2 separate regions of the Homo sapiens genome follow, and region 2 is linked to region 1. Evidence: chromatin contacts called from ENCODE Hi-C or POLR2A ChIA-PET data. All regions are on one chromosome and are shown on one strand. The core of a region is the stretch at or near the end of the contact, and the rest is flanking DNA. Distances in the headings are between cores, read along the strand shown.

What was found. A loop is a pair of places that touch in the nucleus more often than their neighbours do. ChIA-PET counts read pairs that join two places held with the same protein, here RNA polymerase II (POLR2A). Pooled maps may share reads with other maps.
Region 2: a pooled map shows a loop between it and region 1 (8-fold over the local background). The contact joins the promoter of TOP3B here to the promoter of YPEL1 in region 1. A Hi-C loop is called at or near these places in 9 of 50 pooled maps. POLR2A ChIA-PET finds 5 or more read pairs at or near these places in 3 of 52 experiments (K562, activated T-cell and activated naive CD8-positive, alpha-beta T cell).

What each region holds. Positions count from the first base shown.
Region 1 is chr22:21,733,352-21,740,958 of GRCh38, reverse strand. YPEL1 (yippee like 1) reads left to right here and starts at 5,165. Exons shown (of 5, transcript NM_013313.5): 1 at 5,165-5,344. RefSeq lists silencers at 4,597-5,446, 5,467-5,516.
Region 2 is chr22:21,980,725-21,987,787 of GRCh38, reverse strand. It overlaps TOP3B (DNA topoisomerase III beta), which reads left to right and starts at 5,001. Exons shown (of 18, transcript NM_001282112.2): 1 at 5,001-5,058. RefSeq lists enhancers at 4,822-5,116, 4,614-5,600.

The DNA.
Region 1 (7,607 bases), core at 3,916-6,415:
GCGCCTGTAACCCCAGCTACTTGGGAGGCCAAGGCAGGAGAATTGTTTGAACCCAGGAGGTGGAGGTTGAAGTAAGCCGAGAGCACACCATTGCATTCTAGCCTAGGCAACAGAGCAACTCCGTCTCAAAAAACAAACAAACAAACAAACAAACAAAAACTTTGTGCTTTGTAGTTGGCTAAACTCTTGCAGGGGCAGTAATAGGAAATGGAGGAGGAGAGAGAGGAAGGAGCCAAATCGCTTCAGCCCATTAATGAACTCTAGCTTTTACCTGGGGCTTTCGAGGAGGTATACATCTGGCTTTTGTTCTCAAAGAATCAGTCAGTGAAGAATAAAGTTAAGGAGGCAAAGTTTGTAATTTGGAGGCGACTTGAGCAATAACAATAATCTAGACAAGAGATGAGAGTGGCTCAGGCCCTGGGTGCTGGTGACAGCAGTGGAAGCCTGGGAACTTGCTGAGGGATTGGACCTGGGATGTGAGGGAAAGAGAGGGGTCAAGGAGGACTCTGAGGATTTGGCCTGTGCCTGAAAAATGGCAATGCCCTTAATTGAGCTGGTGGAGACAGAGGCTTGGTTTGGTATGTGTTGAGTTTAAAGTGTAGACCTCCAAGTGAGACTGCGAGTGGGCAGCTGTAGGTGAGAGCTCGGGGGTCAGAGGAGGGTTTGTGCTGAGGAACACACTTTTTTTTTTTTGAGACAGAGCCTTGTTCTGTTGCCCAGGCTGGAGTGCTCACTGCAGCCTCAACTTCCCAGGTTTAAGCGATCCTCCCTCCTGAGCCCCCCAAGTACCTGGGACTACAGGCGTGTGGCCACCACACTTGGCTAAACACACACACACACACACACACACACACACACAGAGAGAGAGAGGAGGTTTTACCATGTTGCCCAGTCTGGTCTTGGGCTCCTGGGCTCAAGGGATCCACCTGCCTCAGCCTCCGAAAGTACTGCCATTATAGGCATGAGCCACTGTGGTTGGTGAGGAACACACTTGATCAGTAGCAGGCTCCATGTGGTCTTCCACTGCCAATGAGCTTGGTGGAGATCACCTGTCAGGCCAGTGGAGGGAAGGGAGGAGACCTAAGGGCTGAACTTTTGGGGCCTCCAACATCAGGAGGGTGAGGGCAGGTGGGGAAATGGAGGCTGGTGAGGAAGAGAGTGGAGCCCCAGAATCTAAGTGAAGAAAGTGTTTTTAAAAAGCGCCCCACTGTAGGAAATGCTAGTAGGACCATCCAGTAAGGTATAGGCTGAGCCCAGATGTGACGACATGATGTTTTGCGACATGATGTTGGAGCGGTTGGGATGGAACCCTGAGAATGGGAGGTGGGCATGGGAGGCGCCCAGGCCAGGCCCTTCTGTGTCATCTTGCCCTGAAGAGTTGCAGAGCAGGTGGGCATAGCCAAAGAGGGTACGTGGAGCTGAGAGCACGGCTCCTACCCTGATGGGGCAGCCCAGTAAGCCGTGGGGGGCAGGACTAAGGGCGAGCCACGTGTTCATGGCAGCAGGCAGGGCAGATGTTTAGGATGGGATGTTTAGCAGTGGGGGCAGGGAGGAGTCCTCTCCCATCTCTATGTTCTCTGTAAAGTTGGACACAGAGTTAGCAGAGGGGAGGAGGCATGATATCATCTTCCAGGATGGTGGAACCTGCACAGACCCGGAGGTGCAGCAGGCGGAGGGTTTTCAGGAGGACTAGGCTTCCCTAGAAACTGGTGTCCCCAAAGTAAGCAGCCAGCTGCAGTGGTGCGTTTCCCAGTTGGGGGAGGGGGCTGAATTTCTCCAGGACAGGCGAGGGTGGGGTGTGGGAAAGGGGTTAGGGAGGAAGTGGGCATGGGGGAGGGCAGCCCCCAGTGGGAGGGCATGCTGAGGCATGGAGCTGGGACGCTAAAGGGAGGGAGCCCTGGAGCTTGAAGGTGGTGTTCCTGAGTGGGCTGTGGGAAAGTGGATTATAAATGGTGCGACCACAAGGCAGGCGGGGGTGGCAGGCTGCAGGCCTGGCTGATGGTGCTGCCCAAGGCCACCCAGAAGGTCGTGCCTGGGATTTTGTTAATAAAAACAGAGGAGGATAGAAATGTTAGGGCATTGCCCAAAATAAATAAGAGTATGTATTAAATCATGAAACTTTTTGTTCATCCAAATGTGTACTAGATCACAATGTAGACTTTCTTTTACTACTTTTATTGTGGTAAAATATACATAACAAAATTCACCATTTTAACTTTTTTTTTTTTTTTGAGACAGAGTCTCACTGTGTTGCCCAGGCTGGAGTGCAGTGGTTCCATCTCGGCTCACTGCAACCTCCAACTCTTGGGTTCAAGCGATTCTCTTGCCTCAGCCTCTGAGTAGCCGGGACTACGGGCACACACCACCACGCCCAGCTAATTTTTTTTGCATTTTTTTTTTTTAGTAGAGACGGTGGTTTCACCATGTTGGCCAGACTTGTCCTGAACTCCTGACCTCAGGTGATCTGCCCACTTGGGCCTCTCAAAGTGCTGGGATTATAGGCATAGCCACCACACCCGGCCCATTGTAACAATTTTAAGGGTGCAATTCAGTGGCATTCACATTGTTGTACAGCCATTCCCACTACCAATTCCAAATTTTTTTATCACCCCAAACAGAAACGTTGTACAGATAAAATGAAATAGGTCATGTGGTCACGTGGTCATAGTTAACAACACTTGACGCCACCAAGTCCGCGGAAAGATGCTCAACACCACTAATCACGAGGCAAGTGCAAACCAAACCCATCATGCACCAGGCTGGCCACTGTCAAAAAACAGAAAATAACAGTTGGTGAAGATGTGCAGAAACTGGAAGCCTTGTACACTGTTGGAGAGAATGTGAAATGGTGCAGTTACGTTGGGAAACAGTATGTAATCGCCTTAAAAAATTCAACATAGAACTACCATATGATCCAGCAACTTCACTTCTGGGTATATACCCAAAATAATTGGAACCAGGGGTGCCAAGGGATGTTTGTACCATCAAGTTCATAGTGGCATTATTTACAATAGCTAAAGTATGGAAGCAGCAAGCCAGGTGTCCACTGACAGATGCGTGGAGAAACAAAATGTGGTATCTACATACAATGGAATATCATTCAGCCTAAAAAAAGGAAGGAAACTGTGACAGTGCTACACCATCGGTGAACCTTGCAGACATTATGCTAAGTGAAATGAGCCACAAAAGTCACAGTAAGCCACAAAAAGACAAATACTAGATGATTTCACTTATGTGAGGCACCTAGAGCAGTCAAGCTCATAGGGACAGAAAGTAGAATGGGGTGGTGCGGGGCATGGGGTAGAAGGAAACGGGAGTCATTGTTTCTTGAGTCCAGAGCTTTACTTAGGCAAGATGAGTTCTGGAGAGGGATGATGATGATGGTTGCACAACATTATGAATGTATTTAATACCAGTGAACTGTACACTTTAAAATAGTTAAATGGGGCCGGGCGCGTGGGCTCATGCCTGTAATCCCAGCACTTTGGGAGGCCGAGGCAGGCGGATCACTTGAGGTCAGGAATTCGAGACCAGCCTGGCCAATATGGTGAAACCCCGTCTCTACTAAAAATACAAAAATTAGCCGGGCCTAGTGGCGGGCAACTGTAGTCTCAGCTACTGGGGAGGCTGAGGCAGGAGAATCGCTTGAGCCCAGGAGGAGGAGGTTGCAGTGAGCCAAGCTCACACCACTGCACTCCAGCCTGGGCGACACAGCGAGACTCCTGTCTCAAGGAAAAAAAAAAAAAAAAAAAAAAAGGCAACATCCAGCCACAATCTAAGTTATGAGTCAGGTGTACATTTAGCGACTTGAAGAGATCTTTACATACACAGTGGGTTGCAGAAAACAAGAGAATACGTCCAGAGGACGCTGATAACAATGTTATATACATTGTGACCTCAATAGAGGTTTTGTTGTTTTCTTGGTTTTTTTCTTTTCTTTTTTTTTTTTTTTGTTCAAGAGGAAGGGTCTCGCTCTGTCACCCAGTCTGGAGTGCAGTAGCGCGATCATGGCTCACTGAGGCCTCGACCTCCTGGGCTCAAGTGATCCTCCCGCCTCAGCCTCACAGGTAGCTGGGACTACAGGTGTGCACCACCATGCCTAATTTCTTTCTTTTTTTTTTTTTGGTACAGTGTCTCACTATGTTGCCCAGGCTGCTCTTGAACTCCTGGGCTCAAATGATCCTCCTGCCTCGGCCTCCCAAAGTACTGGAATTACAGGCGTGAGCCACCACACCCAGCCTTCAAATATATATATTCAAATAATACATATCTATTTTCAAATAATATATATTTTTTTAAAGAAGGGATACGGAACCAAGAAAACAGTGACATTAGAGGCGTGGGGGTGGCGCAGGCTGCCGGGGCGTCGGGAGCACTACCCAGAGGAAGGGGCTTTCTGTAGGGTCTGACGCGGCAGTCCTGGAGCAGAGCGAGGGGCCAGACGCAGACCCGGGGGGTCCTCCGTGGCGAGGGGGTCCTAGGGGGTTAGGTCCTTGGGTTCAGAGAGGGTGGTGGGGACGGGACAGCACGGACGACCGCATTCTGGGGACCCGGCCGCGGAGGGGTCCGGCCAAGGCGGGCCCTGGTCAGGCGCACACAAGCTCGCCTCGGCCTCCACGTCCGTCCCCTACAACGCGGCCGACCGCGCGGACGGGCGGTACGTGCACGGCGCTGGACGAGGAGGCTGCGCGCAAGCTCGCCTCAGCCTCTGGAGCTGCGGGCCCTGCACGCCCTCGGCCCATCCCCGCGAGCCGGAGGAACGAGTGACCACCACCGCCAGCCCCGCCGGCCGAGTGTCCCTGCCCAGCCAGCCTGCGTCCGAGCGCGGCGCTCCTCGCGGAACCCGCCCCTGCTCTCGCCCCGCCCCGCGCGGCCCCGCCCCCGTGTCCCTCGGCCCTTACAGGCTGGCTCCGAGGCCGCGCCCGGCGGGTCAGCCAATGGGAGTGCGGCGCGCCCCGCGGCACGTGGGCTCCTGCCCGTCCCGGCCGGGTGCGAGCTGGCGGAGCTCCTTGGCCCGGAGCGCGCGGGGCGGGGGCGCGCGGGGCAGGCGGGACGCGGGGCGGAACGGAGGCAGGATGGGGGCGGGGCGCTGGCGACATGGCGCGCTGATTGGCCGGCGCCGCGCTCCAAGGCTGTTAACGGCGTCTGGGCCGGGCTACGGCTCCAAAACAAAGGGCAGGCGGCCCGCGGGGCGGCGGCGGGAGGATGCCTCGCGCCCTGCCTAGGCGTTAACGGCCTCAGCGCGTCCCGGGCCGCGCCGGGAACGCCTGAGAGCCGAGCCCGCGCTGACCGGGGCCCGGGCCGGATGGGCGCTGCGGGCCGGGGCGCGGACCGCGGAGCGGCCGTGAGTACGGGCGGGCCTGGCTGCAGCTGCGCGGGCGGTTACTTTGTGGCCACCCAAGGATACTGTGGCTGCGGGCGGGCCCGGGAAGCACCTGTTGGGCGTCCGGGCGGGCGGGGGCGCGAGCAGGGCGGGCCTGTGACTTTTTTGTTCCGTTTTGGATTTTGATTTGTTGATATTGGGCTCACTCCGTTTTGGCACAGACAACAACGCCTAATCTTTGATTCCCCCGCCGTTTCTTCTCTCCACCTCCCCCGCTGTCCCTCTTCTCCCGCCCCGCCGTGAAAAGATAGGGAAAATGGACAAGATCCCTGATTTTTGGATTTTCCTTCCTTAAAAAATACAGCCTCAACTGGGCAAGGAAATGAGGGCAAAAGAGGTCTCCTAGGAATGTTTATCAGAAAGGCGGAAAAGCTTTTCAAGTAGCCACATAAAGATCATGACTAAAATGGAGCGTCCTCGGTATTTACCACTTGTGGCATAGGTTTCGTTAACAGAGATTGCAAAAGCCTGAGCTTCAGAGATCTAAACAGGGTCCGCCTCCCCCATGCTTGGCTCTGATTGACATCTTTGATGTCCAAATTATGTGCTGAATTCTAAGGATGGAAAAAAGGCTGAGATTCTATTTTAGGCAGATAATGAACATGGAAGACATCAATTTCCCCGCCCCACGCTTTTTCTGTTCCGTTGCATTTCTTCTTCCTCTATCTAAAACATACCCACCTTAACCTGATGTTTCCTTTGCTAAGAATGTTATTCTTCCCACCCACCAGCCCCTGACACTCCTAATTCCCTACTCAGGTCCCAAGACTAGGTTTACCACCACTGGGGAGACTTTCCAGGCACCTCACCTGAGCAAGCTATAGATGTGACAAATGTTTGCTGAGCCCCTGCCAGGTGCCAGGAGCTGTGCTTAATCCTGATGTCATTTTGTCTTACAATCATGCACTGGTCCCCCTCAGGGCTCTTGCGAGGCAATGGTAGTGGCATGTTTGAGGAATAAGAGGATCTCCAGGACCTTCATGGTGTTTCCTCTTGGGCCCTACAGGGTAGAGTCTCATCTACTTGTGGGAACCCCTACGGGTTGGGCCCATATTGAGCATTTATATAATAACTGAGCGCTCTTAATTACCAATCTGAGCAATAGTCTTCTTTTAAAATAACTTCTTATTTTGGAAAAACTTTAAATTTACATAAAGGTTGCAAAGATAGTACAGACAATCCCAATATATCCTACACCCAGTGCTCCCTATCCTTACCCCATCCTACACTGCTGTGGTACACTTGCCAATATGAAAAACACCTGGGTGCATTCTTGTCACTAAACTGTGGGTATTAAGCCTTTTCACCTTTGAATCACTGTAATTTATAAAGCCATTTCTCTGTTTGTTTCTTTGTTTGAGACAGGGTCTCACTCTTGCTCAGGATGGAGTGCAGTGGCACAAACACGACTCACTGCAACCTCCACATCCTGAGCCCAAGTGATCCTCTTGCCTCAGCCTCCCATGTAGCTAGGACTACAGGTGCACACCACCATGACTGGTTAACTTTACATTTTTTTTTGTAGAGACTGGGGTCTCACTTAATGTTTCCCAGGCTGGTCTTGAACTCCTAGGCTCAAGTGATCCACCTGCCTCAGCCTCCTGAAGTGTTGGGATTACAGGCTTGAGCTGCTATACCTCACCATAAAGCTATTTTCTTTAGGTTGAGAGCAGTGTTCCTCTAACATCTGTTCTTGATTCTTGCCTGTCTTCACTAAGTTCCACCAGCACCTGTGTCAAGGGGCAGGGATGCAGGAAAAGGGAAAGAGGCTACCCTATAGGTTTTTTCCTTTTTTCTTTCTTTTTTTGTTGGTTTGTTTTGGTTTGTTTATTTCAACAAACAAATTGGTTTTTTGAGACAAGGTCTCATTCTGTCACCCAGGCTGGAGTATAATGGCACTGTCTCCACTCACTGCAGCCTCAACCTCCTAGGTTCAAGCCATCCACCTGCCTTCTGAGTAGCTGGAAACACAGGCACACACCACCATACCCAGCTAATTTTTTGATTTTTCTGTAGAGACAGGATCTCACTCTGTTGCTGGTCTCAAACTCCTGAGCTGAAGCGATCCTCCCCCCTTGCCTCCCAAAGTGCTGAGATTATAGGTGTGAGCCACCACCCCCAGTTAGTTTTGTTTTGTTACTTTATTTGTTTATTTTTTGAGACAGAGTCTCGCTCTGTCTCACCCAGGCTGGAGTGCAGTGGCATGATCTCGGCTCACTGCAGC
Region 2 (7,063 bases), core at 3,752-6,251, 250 kb before region 1:
TACTAGCTGGTAACATTTTTATCTCCCCATTCTCTCCTCATCCTCCTTGACTTTTTTTTTAAGGCAAGGTCTCACTCTGTCATCCAGGCTGGAGTGCAGTGGTGCAATCATAGCTCACTGTAGCCTCAACCTCCTGGGAACAGGCCACCCTCTCGCTTCAGCCTCCTGAGTAGCATATGCCACCATGCCCAGCTAATCTTTTTTTTTTTTTTTTTTTTTTAGACAGGGTCTCACTATGTTAGGCTGGTCTCAAACTCCTGACCTCAAGTGATCCCCTCACCTTGGCCTCTGAAAGTGCTGGGATTCCAGGCATGAGCCATTATGCCTGGCCCAATATTCTTGTTTGTTTATTCTTCCACATGAAAGGCACATTCATTTAGTCATATCCCAAAATTACCACTACAAGAATTTCTTCTTAAAATAAGAAAATATTATAAAGAATTGAAATCAACACAATTCATCATTCCAACAGTAATCTGACTTGCCTTTTATGTCACTGGGCAAAATAAAATTTATTATGGATATCGGCTTCATGTTTGTCACTATGATATCCTTTGACATTTTAGGCGAGGCAGGGAGGTAGCTTCTCCTGTGTAAAGAGTTCACTTTTGCCACCATTTATTTACGTGGGTTTTTTGCTGGTGTTCACAGAATATGCTGGCACCTTCTGGTTGTTCTTCAGTTGTTTCTTTTGTGAAGAAAGGAGTATAAAGATATGGTGATGTCTGGCATGGTGGCTCACGCCTGTAATCCCAGCACTTTGGGAAGCCAAGGTGGGCGGATCACGAGGTCAGGAGTTTAAGACCAACCTGGCCAACATGGTGAAACCCCATGTCTACTAAAAATTTAAAAAATTAACTGGGCGTGGTGGCGCACACCTGTAGTCCCAGCTACTCAGGAGGCTGAGGTAGGAGAATTGCTTGAACCCGGGAGGGGAGGTTGCAGTGAGCCGAGGTCGCGCCATTGCATTCCAGCCTGGGTGACAGAGCGAGACTCCGTCTCAAAGAAAAAAAAAAGACATGTTGAGTTCAGGTCATAGGACAGGCTGCCAAGAGCTGTTTCTCCATGTACCCTGCAAATGACTTGGGCTTCTGTGACGTTTTAAGCTCCACCCACTTCTGGGGACAGCAGAGTGACAGAAGTCCCCCTCCCAGACAGGGGAGAAGGATGGCCTCAGCACACAGCCAGTCAATTTCCTGTTCTTCAGCGCAGGTTTCATTGCCCTTTTATTCAAACTTCAAAAAGTAATCTTGGCCAGGCGCGGTGGCTCACGCCTGTAATCCCAGCACTTTGGGAGGCCAAGGCAGGTGGATCACAAGGTCAAGAAATCAAGACCATCCTGGCCAACATGGTGAAACCCATCTCTACTAAAAATAAAAAAATATTTAAAAATTTAAAAAATTAGCTGGGCTTGGTGGTGTGTGCCTGTAGTCCCAGCTACTCGGGAGGCTGAGGCAGGAGGATCGCTTGAACCCAGGGGGTGGAGGTTGCAGTGAGCCAAGATCGTGTCACTGCACTCCAGCCTGGCGACAGAGCAAGACTCCTCTCAAAAAAAAAAAAGTAATCTTTAAGGCTGTGCACGGTAGCTCATGCCCATAAATCCCAGAACTTTGGGCAACAGAGTGAGACCCCGTCAAAAAAAAAAAAAGTGGCTTCTGGAACTAGGTTGCTCTGCCACTTCCATCATTGTGTCCTGCTGGTTCTTTTTTTTTTTTTTTTTTTTTTTTGAGATGGAGTTTTGCTTTTGTTGCCCAGGCTGGAATGCAATGGCATGATCTTGGCTCACTGCAACCTCCGCCTCCTGGGTTCAAGCGATTCTCCTGCCTCAGCCTCCCGAGTAGCTGGAACTACAGATGTGCGCCACCATGCCCACCTAATTTTTTGTAGTTTTAGTAGAGACGGGGTTTCTCCATGTTGGTCAGGCTGGTCTCTAACTCCCGACCTCAGGTGATCCGCCCGCCTCAGCCTCCCAAAGTGCTGGGATCACAGGCGTGAGCCACCGCGCCTGGCCTATGTGTCCTGCTTCTTTATGTGTAAAATAAGGATAATAATAATATCTAATTCCTAGTGTTGTAATGAGGATTGTGTCAGTAACAGAACAGTGCCTAGAACAGAGTAAGTAAGCACTGCATGATGTTAACTATTAATAGTATTATCAAAATCATGGACCAGCCTATGCCGAACCAGAGAGAAGAGAGGTCCAGGAGCCCTCAGTTATCCCATCCACCATAACCAGGCACCTGCCCAGTAAGTGAGGAGGGTAAGGAAGAGGAGAAAAGTCAAGACCATGGTGGAAACACCCCAGGGCTCTGCTTCCTGAAGTCCCATGGCGGTGTCTGGGCACCTGAGTTTCTCTCATGGCCTCTGCACACTCCTTAGAGGAGGCCTCTGCAGGCAAGTCTGCTGCTACTCTTTAGGGGAGTCAGTTTCTCCCCAGCCATGGGGAAAGAAGAACGGCCCCTCTCGCTGAGTCGATCCTAGGCCACCATCTCCCTGGTCAGAGTGGAGCTGGGGTTGGGGGGAGTCCCAATAGGGAGACACCTCCAAGTTGAAGGGTTCCTCTGAATCTGGGTCATTTGTCAACCTAAGGGTCAGTCAGAAAGCCTGACCCAAAGCTCTGGCAGAGGGTCAGCTGCAGGGCTCTCCGGGAAGAAAGCACAAGGCAACTGCAGTTTCTCTGCTCTGACCAAGAACACTTCCCGACGCCCTGGCCTTCAGAGCTGACCACTCAGCGCCTCCTGCTGGCCCAGGCCTCAGGTCCTTCCTAGGGCTCCATACAATGAACTCTGGAACTGGATTGATGGAATGAGCTGAGGGCCTCTGGGTTTCTCTTTCAGCCAACTGGTAGCACCCAACAGAGCCAATCTTAGCCCTGGCTGGTATGTGGAGAACACACTGCAGGGCGGCAAGGTGGAGACCTGGAGGGAGAGGAGGAGCTCGGATCAGGGTGGTGGCAGGGAGGCAGGGAGACTTGAGGGGATCTCCGATATACAGTCTTCGATTTAGGACAATTTCCACCTACAGGATTTTTCAACTACAAAACCAGTATGCATTCTGCACGCTTCTTGACTCATGATGGGGCTACATCTGGGTAAGCCCATAGTAAGTTGAAAATACCATAAGTCAAAAACGTACTTTCGAGTCACAATATTTTCAACTTAAGATGGGTTTATGTGGATGTAGTTCCATCTGAAGTTGAGGAGCATCTGTATTGTAAAGACAGTAATGGCAGGATTTGTGGGTGGTCCAGGATGCTCCCAGGCTCTGTCCCTGAGCAACCAGGAAGATGGAGTTGCCATTTTGGAGACGAAGAACCTACCAAGGTGTGGGTTTGGAATCAGGAGTTCTGCTTTGAAAGTGAAGTCTCACCGTGACTCATAATTTGTGACATTTCCAAACCTTAATTTGCCTATAGAACTTTTCTTTTTCCAGAGCCTCTATCCAGACTACTTATTATTTATCAAAATAAATTAGATAAATAAATAACTTAATTTTAGAATTCATCTTCCAGATATACTTTACACAGATCATTCCAATAAAGGCAGGTTGGGGCCCGGGACAGTGGCTCACCCCTGTAATCCCAGCACTTTGGGAGGCCGAGGCAGGAGGATCACTTGAGGCCAGGAGTTTGAGACCAATCTGGGCAACATAGTGAGACCCTCCCCCTAGACCCCATCTCTACCAAAAAAAAAAAAATTAATTGGCTGGGCTTGGTGGCTGGCACCTGTGGTCCCAGCTACTGGGGAGGCTGAGGTGAGAGCATCGCCTGACGCCAGGAGATCGAGGCTGCAGTGAGCTGTGATCTCGCTACTGCGCTCCAGCCTGGGTGACAGAGTGAAACCCTGTCTTTAAAAAAAAAAAAAAAAAAACAGCAGGTTGGGAAAATCTACAAGGAACAAGGGCAATGTGTGTATGTTATTTAAAATAAGATCATAAAACGTATTTTAAACCTTCCATAATCCTAATGCTCTAACAAATAAATTAGTTGGCCGAGCGTGAAGAGTCACACCTGTAATCCCAGCATTTTGGGAGGCCGAGGGAGGCGGACCACCTAAGGTCAGGAGTTCAAGACTAGCCTGGTTAACACGGTGAAACCCCCGTCTCTACTAAAAATATAGAAATCTTTGGGAGGCCAAGGCGGGCGGATCACGAGGTCAGGAGATCGAGACCATCCTGGCTAACACGGTGAAGCCCCGTCTCTACTAAAAAAATACAAAAAATTAGCCCGCGTGGTGGCAAGCGCCTATAGTCCCAGCTACTTGGGAGGCTGAGGCGAGATCATCGCTTGAACCCGGGAGGCGGAGGTTGCAGTGAGCCGAGATTGCGCCACTGCACTTCAGCCTGGGCAACAGAGTGAGACTCCGCCTCAAAAAAAAAAAAAAAAATATATATATATATGTATACACACACATATATATACATACACATATAAATTAGCTGGGCGTGGTGGCGCACGCCTGTAATCCCAGCTATTTAGGAGGCTGAGGCAGGCGAATTGCTTGAACCTGGGAGGCGGAGGTTTCAGTGAGCCGAGATCACACCACTGCACTCCAGCCTGGGCGACAAGAGTAAAACTCTGTCTCAAAATAAATAAATAAATAAATAAATAAATAACTTAATTTTAGAATTCATCTTCCAAATATATTTTACACAGATCATTCATTCATTCCACAGATTTTTTTACAGCATCGAAAAGAAGCCTGCTATACACACATCGGTACATTTTTATTATTTTAATTATTAACAGCATAAATGTTTTCATGCCAGTTTTCATAATCATTGTAATGATAATTGTCATGATTGTCTCTCCGTGGCGGGGAAGAATCTGGGTGCAGGGCTTGGGGATCCCTGCGGTCCGCGGCGTGCAAGTGCCACTCCCTGGGGTGCTCCCGGAATCCGCGAGCCACGGAACCTAAGAACGCCGACCCGCCGGAGCCGGAGGGCAGACGCTGGCACACCGGACGCGGGGACGCCAGAAGCGGCTGGACCCGGAAATAGGGGTTGTCGGTAGCCGCCCCGGGAACAAGGACCGGAGCTGGATCCGCGGTGCGGCTGTGGGTGAGCGGCGGGCTGCGGGACCCTCGCCCGGCGGCTCAGAAAGGCGGGAAGCGCACGCATTTTTCTGGCTTGTTTCCTGAACGTTGGCCGGCGGAGGACCCGCGAGCTCGGGAGAGCGCCCGGGCCGGGCTCTGCATTCTTGTTGCCTCTTCCCTGGCGGGGGTGATACTCTCCCGCGGGGCTTGCTGTGGGGGTTCAGGGAGGTGGAGATGGGCCCGCCATGTGCCTGCAGGGAGCAGGCGCTGTGGTTAATACTTTTCTTCTTCGAACCCTCCCACAGCTCTTTAGGGTGAGATCTGCTGTACCAGTCTCACAGGTAGGGAAACTGAGGCTCAGGGAAGCTGTGCAGCCACCGGGGCCCAGATCGGTGCGGTACACACCCAGGCAGCTTCCACTCGCCGCCCCCTAGGCCCTGGCTGGGTTTTGAGGGCACCCAGGTTCTCTGACCTGTTATCTGTAAATGAAGTAGGGTACTTTTGTGAACAAATTAGCTGGAATCCAGGGGCAATAATTTCTCGCAGAAGTGAAAGGTAAGATGTTCCTAGTCTTGCCTTTTTATCTTCTCACCTTTTGAAACAGGACCTGAGAGGCCAGCCTAACTTGGGCTTGATGGCCAGCCAGTCCTGGGATTCTTTTGCCAAGGTCACCTGACACTAGTGTGACTTGTTCTGAACCTCCATTTACTCACAGTTTTAAAAAATTACAACACCTGCCTTATGGGGTTGCTGGCGAGATTGAATAGTGTTGATAGCTATGGTGTGCCTACTACAAAGGAGGAGCTTAAGAAATGGTTGTTTCCCTCTTTTCCTGATTCTAGAAGCATTTGGTAAAGTTACTGAGGTGGTAAATCCTAGGAATTTTAATGCTATTCAGACCACTGCTAGGCCTACTCCCAGGCCACATCTGCTTGTTTCTTTTTTTGTTTGTTTTGTTGCAGGCAGAGTCTCACTCTGTCACCCAGGCTGGAGTGCAGTGGCGCGATCTCAGCTCACTGCAACCTCCGCCCCCGGGTTCAAGTGATTCTCCTGCCTCAGCCTCCTGAGTAGCTGGGATTACAGGCATGCGCCACCACGCCCAGCTAATTTTTGTATTTTTAGTAGAGACCAGGCTTCACCATGTTGGCCAGGCTGGTCTTGAACTGCTGACCTCGGGTGATCCACCTGCCTCAGCCTCGCAAAGTATTTGCTCACTGTCTATTTACCGTGAGAATGCACAAAGCAAAACCCGTGTTCTCCTGCTGCTTACTTACTTTCTAGGAGCTGTAAGACAAGAGCTGAATAAGTAGATGGAAGCTGTACCAAGTGTAGTGATGAGTGCTACAAGGAAGCAAAGCTGGGCTGCTGTTCCATCAGAGTGCTCACAGAGGCAGGACAGGATCAGGCTTGGGGCACGGGTTCTAGAACAACCAAGTCCAGCCACTGGAGCTCTGGTCTCTCTGACCCCACAGTCCCAGTCTAGGCCAATAAAATGGCAGCACCTATTAGCATCCCTGCCTAGGATGCTGGCAGGACTGCCTGGTCCCTGGTGTGTCCTCATTATGTCATACATAATTGCTGACTACTCTGTGGCATAGACATGAGAAAATCTGAGGAAACATTTTAGGACAAAATTTCCTACTTTGGAAGAGATGGGAAACTCAGACCCTCACAGAACAATGCCCCTCTGCTGCGAGTTTTCCCTTTTGGCCTCTGGCTTCCCAGGGTGAGAGAAGGGGAGTCCCTAAATCTCTTTTAAACCTCACTTCTGGGCCTCTGATTTTGGTAGAATCAAAACTTCCCCAGAACGGAGAGCAGAGGCCAGTCATAATCACCTTGGTTGTTCATTCATTCCCTCAGCAGGCATTTAGTGCATGCTGGGTGCCAGAAATATGGCAATGAACCTGACAATTGTGGGAGAGACAGACTGCTGACGCCAGATGCAGTCTTCAGGAGGGGAGGGGCAGGGGTCAGAGCAAGTAGACTAAGGGGGAAAAGTGGCCTAGGCCGAAGCCTGCTGGCGCACAGGG